2 separate regions of the Homo sapiens genome follow, and region 1 is linked to region 2. A link is a contact called in ENCODE Hi-C or POLR2A ChIA-PET data. All regions are on one chromosome and are shown on one strand. The core of a region is the stretch at or near the end of the contact, and the rest is flanking DNA. Distances in the headings are between cores, read along the strand shown.

Region 1 (3,902 bases), core at 127-2,626, 39 kb after region 2:
TAGGGTGTTCTCCCACATCTTAGAATCTGGTCTAGAACATGACTGAATAATACCAGTCAGACTCTAATTTATAATTATGGGAACACCATTCTAAGTGTTTGTCATAACCGCTTTCCTCTTATAAGCAAGACCATCCTTTACATCCATGGCCCTGCTAGTTGGCCACAGACAACCAGACCATGGCTAGGTCCCTGACCTCAAGGCAACAACAGAAGCCCAATCATTTCACTATGAGCTGGGGCTCCACATTGGAGAGTGGTCTATCTAATCACAGTTTTTCTCTTTGGGTATTTGAATGAGATACATGCAATCCCCACACAGCGTGATGGCATGAAAAAGAAACAATATACAAAGAGAGGTAAGTAAGCAGAAACCATGAGGCAGCAAAGGCTGTGTAAGTAAACAGAAGCCATGCTGCAGACAGAATGTAGGCTGGGAATACAGGAAAGAGCAGATAGATGGGGTAGAGCATCGGAAATCCATCATGAAATTAATGCTTGGGCGCTCACTGTGTGACAAGCATAGGTGCAGGGATGAAGTAATGAATAAAAACAGACACTGACACTGTTTGCACGTTTGTAACATCCTGAATGTCATTCCAGATCTCTATGGGGTCTGGCTGTGCAGCAGTTGAGACGGTTTCCTGTCTTCCTTACTTTCCTGAATAGTCTTACAAAAAAAAAAACCCTCCATAAAAGCAATATAAAACCAGTCTCTGCTCCCTAACCTGAAAGAGTTTAACAAGTTCACACTCACCATTCATGGCTTAACAAATTAACTTTGAGCAAAACAAAGTTACTGTGTAGTGGATACAGAAATAAAACAGAGTTCTCACTGCTAGTCAATACCGAAGGTACTTGAGTCATTTTAAGTACATGCTACAAGTGTAACATTCTCAAGCAGAGCCAACTTCTTTTCAGGATTTACCTATTTTTAGAACACAAAAGGCACAGAAGCAGATCTGCCCTATAAAAGTTTCTCCTTCATGGGAAAGGCTCTGTCAGTAGAAAGTGACCTACTTAACTTTCATCTTCTTCCCTAAGAATAGCAATAAAGACTTCAATTACATGGCAAGCATTCCAGGTTACCTGGACAAGACTGAAATTATCATCTTATTTTACTAGGTTGAAAATTGCTTAAGCACCCATGTGAATCAGGAACACCATACTTTTTAAAGGCATGGTAATTTTAATTATCATTTACATTAAGGTGGAAATTACAAACAATTAGCATACCAGGCCCTACTTACAGCACAGGGTTAATCAATGGGTTGAAAAAAACCACTGTTCCTCTAAACTTTGGTGTGCTTTGCTTTCCATTTCTATGGTCTGTGCTTTTAAGAGCTGTAATTAGACACGGCAACTCCAGCAGCAGTGTGATTCACCAAAAGCAGTTCAGCAGGAAATGACAGCTTTTGGAATAAAAGGAACTCTAGAAGAACTAGGGAAGTTTTTCAATGCATTAGCTTTTTTTCTTTAACAGACAGGGTCTCACTGTGTTCCCCATGCTAGTCTCAGACTCCTGGGCTCAAGCAATTCTCCTGCCTTGGCCTCCTGAAGCACTGGGATTAGTTTTTGAGGCTTCTCTCTAATCTTTGTAAGCGGAATCTCATCTATATTTTTGAGGACCCATAAGACAAAAATTTCTTTCTAACTGAATAACTAAAAGCCTACTAGGCATAGGTTCCAATTCAAACCAAACAACCATAACAATATTTTCAGAAAAGTCAATGACTAAAGTATTTCAAAACTCCCTAGCAGAATGCCTGGCACAAAGGAGACATTTATTAAAAGTTAATTGCAGGCCAGGCACGGTGGCTCACGCCTGTAATCTCAACACTCTGGGAGGCTGAGGCAGGCGGATCACCTGAGGTCAGGAGTTCGAGACCATCCTGGCCAACATGGTGAAACCCCGTCTCTACTAAAAATACAAAAATTAGCCAGGTGTGGTGGTGGGCACCTGTAATCCCAGCTACTTGGAAGGCTGAGGCAGAAGAATCCGTTGAACCTGGGAGGCGGAGGTTGCAGTCAGTGGAGATTGAACCACTGCACTCCAGCCTGGGCGACAGAGTGAGAGACTCCATCTTTAAAAAAAAAAAAAAGTTAATTGAAAACAAAAATGATCATGGTGATGATTTATACAGAGATATGCCACTGTGATAGATTTTTTTCAGAGTTTGTTGTTTATTTTATCATAAATTCATCTGCCTAAACACTCTATTGCTACAGTAATTAGAGACCTTATTAAAGTGCTATCTGGGACTTCTGTTTTTCCTATTCCTGCCAATGCTAGTAAACATGATGCCCACATCACAGGGGAAAGCAGTCCTACCTTTTCCATTCTATCCTCAGGCTTATTTAACCTACGAGCTCTAAGGTGAACAAGGCGGGGGAAAAACAGAGGGATTGTATTATTAATTAGAAGGTAACGGTAGATTGAACAAATTGTTGATCTGTGATTCAGCATCTTTCACTCTAATTGCCAAGACTGGCTACTTGAGTAAGTAACTGTGCATGGGGATCTGCCTGCCTTCCCTAATTATTCTAGATTTTACTCTTGGATGGAATCAGAGAGTCAGAAAGCTACATACCTAAGTTGCGTTGTTCTTGTTCCTCATAGAATCACCTTTGATGAAACATACTCCGGCATAAGATGAGCCAGCGTGTGGCACCTGGCATTTCATTAAACAATTGCACTGACTTAGAGGATGCCCAGGAACCCAGACCACTACATACACCAAATCTCTTTTCTGAAAATCCATGGAGAAATTTTTCCAGGTAAAGCTGTGTTTCATCTGGAGCAATCATTTTGTTTTTACTTTATAGATACTATAAATCTGTCGTATGTTAAACTTTTTGCTTGTGTTTAGCATATAACACATGCTCACTAAATATCTGCTAATGAATGAGTGAATTAATAAATTTTCTCCATGCTCTGACCACTAAGCTGAGAGAAAAATGTAATACTTCATCAATTAATTGCTATAGGCAGGCCTGATGGCACACTTTGAGTACTGACTCTATCCCTGGCTTCACCTTTATTTTCTGGGGTTAATTTTATCTTCATTCGTTTTACCCTATAAGCCATTTACATCCTTTCCTGGAAAAACAAGACGGGATAAAAATGTTTAAGATTTGATTATAAATTTCCACAATTTATGTTGACACTATAGCCTTGGCTAAGATGGCCTTACACTTACCTGTTTTCAATTCCTGTTCTCTCATCCCCTCAAAACAATTAAGGTTGAATTGTGGACAAATTTTCTATTTCAAAATGTATTACTAATTTACTTTGACTCTACTATCAAACTGGTTCTTCTTCAAAAGCAGAGATGTTACAGTATCTTATTTTCACCTTTGTATGTTTACAAGACAGCTGGATCAATGTGGATGAGGTTTTTTCGTAGAGTTAGTATCATTTTGGAAAATGGATGAGAAAGACATACAAATTTAAAATTATGAAAAAAGGCTAAATGCTAATTTAGATCTAATTTAGATTCTCTGGAGAATTACAGCATGGGTAAAATATGAAAGGCTTTATTTAAACTAAAATGTGGCTTCAGGAGTGATTTAGGTGTGTTGTAGCAAAACAGAGAGAAGGGGAATGATGAACTCCTGGGTGTTCTGTTATCTCATTTAACATCAGAATTCTCTTCCCAGTGAAATGAAAACTATTCTTCCTCTATTACATGCCTTCCCAGGACCAACAGAGATGGGTTCTAGCAGCATACATTTAATTCATTATCTCTGAAACTAGACTTAGTTCATGCCAGGACCATTTTCTGCCCTGTTTTATTTCCTCTGCTTTCTTTCAACCTACAGGTTCACGCCACAAAACAAAATTACAATTCTGAGACATTTTTGGTAAAAATTTTCCTTACCGGGATCATAATTTTATTTTTT
Region 2 (3,467 bases), core at 27-2,526:
GAAAAAAAAAATTAATACAAGCAATCCCTTCACCAGCCCTGGGTATGCCAGTTGCTTGCTGGAGATTGACCTGAAAGACAGATGGCATCCTTCGCAAAAACTAGATACCATGGTCTTAAAAATTCAAGCACTAGGAACTCTGAAGTGAGCCACACTGCCATCACTGTCAGTCTCCAGGTGGGAAGATAAGTCAGTTGTGAAACAAAAGGTTTTAAAGGTGGCTTAAAAAAACTTTAATAGTCTTTTGTGTTTTTTATTTTATTATTATTTCTGAGACGGAGATGTGCTTTGTCGCCCAGGCTGGAGTGCACTGGGGCGGCCTTGCCTCACTGCAACCTCCGCATCCTGTGTTCAAGCGATTCTCCTGCCTCAGTCTCCTGAGTAGCTGGAATTATAGGCACGCGCCACCATGCCTAGCTAATTTTTGTATTTTTAGTAGACACAGGGTTTTACCATGTTGGTCAGGCTGTTTTCAAACTCCTGACATCAAACAATCCACCGGCCTCAGCCTCCCAAATGCTGGGATTGCAGGTGTGAGCCATCGCACTTAGCCACGTATTTGTTTGATACCAGACCTGTTTACCCATAATCTGGGCCAATAGCAGGCCAAAAATAAATAAATAAATAAATAAATAAATAAATAAATAGATAGATAGATAGATAGATAACCAAATAAGAAGGAACTTGATAAGCACTGTTGACGGGAAAAGAAGTTCGGTCAATTATTGGGGGTGAGGACCTGTTTCTATCTGTCCAGCTCAGTGCATAACCATTGAGAAAGTTGGATCTCTCCTTTACACGTGTGCTGGGCTAATCTCAAGGAGACCATCTAGACTATGCTCGTATTAAGGCAGAGTCTGTATCTGAAAAGAACTAATATTTGTTTAAGATTGATGAAGAACAAAAAGCCTATTACCAATGGAAACAGGTTTAGATGGCTCACTTCTCCCTGCTTTGCTTTTCCACAATCTTGTTTGAGATAAGCCAGTAATTTTTATTGCTAGTAATTATACCCAAGATGGTTTCACATCCCTTACTTGGTCAGCCAGGAGAAAATCTACCAGTTTTATCAACACTAGAGAAAAAGAACTGCCTATTGTAAAATGCCAAATGAATGGCAATCTATCTTAGGGGAATTGAGATGGCAAGGCACTCGGTTGGCCAGAGGTGTACATGATCAGGTTCCCCTAGGTAACTGGACTGAGGCTAACGTACTGATAATATTCTCAGTTCCCCAACTCCTCCCATTAACATGGTTCATATTAACTTCCTCTACTCTGGGAGCTAAAACAGAAAAACAAAAAAGGAAATAGCAACAACAGACATACATTTCTTACTTAAATATTGCCTAATTTGATTTTTAAATACTGCTCAAAAAATATTTACAATCTGATGCAGAATTTGTTTTTAAAATGATAGAATAAAGTTAAAATATCAAAATAGGGAGTTTAAGAATAAAGTCACTTATATGTAGTGATGACAGTAGTCTCACACAACAGGAACTACATGTTTAACTTGCAAAACTGATGTCATGCTCTGGCATCAGCTGGTAAGGAGCTGCTATTCCTTTCCCACTCCACTGGTCACATTACTAGCAGATTTCTGTCCTTACAGATTATAGTGTAGAATGAAGGGGATGGCTTTTGATGCTGACATTTTGATCATTTAATGGCTCACATGTATCTGACTTTACTTACATTTACTTAGTTTCTAAGTAAAGAAAGCAGCTTGCCAACTTGTTCATCCAATTGCTCTAAATAATCTCTTTCCAGGAATCAAGTGATTCAAGAGGCAGGGACTGTTGCTTCTTCATTTCACTGTCTAAAGGAACCATATGTTACCATTCTTATTCAGAGGGGAACACTCCTGAGGATCTTGATTAAAGGCAACTCATGCCACCAACGGTATTTCTATGATCTACCTACTATGGAGCTGAAAAGTAAAGATGGAAATAAGCCTATCTACAAACAGGTAATGAAATTGAAAGATAACAAAATATATGTCCATGCTTTATAATACATACGATTTGAAAATTGTCCCTTCACTATGAAAACTGCCCCCAAGAAGTGACTGCTAACTAAAGTAATCTAGCCCTGAATCTGACTCATCACAAACAGGTCAGCATTAGAAATCAGAGGCTTACTCAACTGGCAGAAGTATGTGTTTGGATATGGATGTTATTTTAAGTGATCAAGTCTGAATGCTTTGATTCTCAGCAGGTTTTTTTGCAGATATTGTAGAGAAATCCACCTAGGTAACTCTGAGAAGACAATGTGAATCAGAACCATTGTTAATGATGCTGTTATCTGGGAGAAGAGACATGTACTTGTTTGGGGTTCATTTCCCATGGTCCAAGACATATGGGTCTTGGTAAAAAGCTGTGGACACAAGGTACAGAGCTTCACAACAAATAAAAAGGCAGGGATGGGCCAGTAAGTTATTTTAAGGTATCTTTAAATATAAATTGAACCCCAGAGGCAGAAAAGTCATCTACCCAACACCGGCACATTTTAAACATGATTAGGATTTGTAGGTCAAAATCCCGTAACAAAAAAGGGAAGTTTTTGGTTGTTTCCAAAACAAGGAAAGCATGTTAAACAGAATCTTGTGACTTAAACTTCACTCAAGTGAGCTTAAAACTGGCATAATTTTGATACCAAAAGTAAGCTGAATAACCAATACAAAAAACAGAACTAACTGGAGTTTTTCTCCCCCAAAACATAGTCCCAAATCCAAAACAACTTATATAAGGGATGCAAGTAACAGAAAAAGTCAAATAAAACAACAGTGGTTCCTGAATTTAAAGGAAGGATGCCCACTTCTCTCTCTCTCAAGAGGCAGATGGTCAGCTGAAAAATAAAAACATTGTATCAATAGAACACTCCAAAGAAAAAAAATTGCAGCCATCTCTGTTCATGCAATATCAAATGATTTTTTTTTTTTAAAAACCCCAAACACCAAAACAACCCATAAAACTAACAAAAGGAAGGAAAATGTTGCTCGGATCTTATGACCTGACGGTTGAGGATCCTGATCAGGCTGTTCAGAATGTGGCTCATGGGACAGAAAGGACAGGAGTTACCATGAGATCAAGTTTGTGGGCCCTGGGTGTGGTGGCCCCCTCAGGTTAGGGTACACGCTGTCTTCAGTCCATCAGTTCTTGGATCAGCAGCTTCAAGAACATGATAGTTCTAAGCAAGGGGATCCCAGCACAAGACCTTGGGTCTTGGCCCACGTTTTCTGTTTCAGTCAATTTCCTTTTTCCTTTTTAATTAATATTATTGAATATGACTATTTTTGGTAGTGGTAAGTCACTTCAGTATCCACTATGGGCAGACATTGACAAGTACAAACAGCAGTGCAATATTTGACCCAGACTTTAAAAGAACAGGAGGCGATGGTGGAAATGAGGTAACTCTTCCCCAACACGTGTGAACAGACAGCTCCTGCTCTTCTAATGCTCTATG

The links. Hi-C counts contacts between places; a loop is a spot of excess contacts on that map. ChIA-PET counts read pairs that join two places held with the same protein, here RNA polymerase II (POLR2A). Pooled maps may share reads with other maps.
Region 1: a loop to region 2 is called in a map of heart left ventricle, with 2.0 times the contacts of the local background. The contact joins two enhancer-like sites. A Hi-C loop is called at or near these places in 5 of 168 maps with a recorded cell type or tissue (CD4-positive, alpha-beta memory T cell, CD8-positive, alpha-beta T cell, endothelial cell of umbilical vein and 2 more), 1 of 37 single-sample maps with no recorded cell type and 9 of 50 pooled maps. POLR2A ChIA-PET finds 5 or more read pairs at or near these places in 18 of 52 experiments (AG04449, AG04450, BJ and 13 more).

Annotation. Positions count from the first base shown.
Region 1 is chr4:76,999,550-77,003,451 of GRCh38, reverse strand. All of the region lies in intron 2 of SEPTIN11 (septin 11), which reads right to left. Among named protein-coding and RNA genes, the nearest start is that of SEPTIN11, 52 kb to the right of the region's middle. Within about 2 kb of position 1,376, at least 4 of the 41 ENCODE cell types and tissues checked have a DNase peak (open chromatin) inside an H3K27ac peak, as active enhancers do.
Region 2 is chr4:77,039,125-77,042,591 of GRCh38, reverse strand. It overlaps a transcript of SEPTIN11 not described here. Among named protein-coding and RNA genes, the nearest start is that of CCNI, 35 kb to the left of the region's middle. Within about 2 kb of position 1,276, at least 2 of the 41 ENCODE cell types and tissues checked have a DNase peak (open chromatin) inside an H3K27ac peak, as active enhancers do.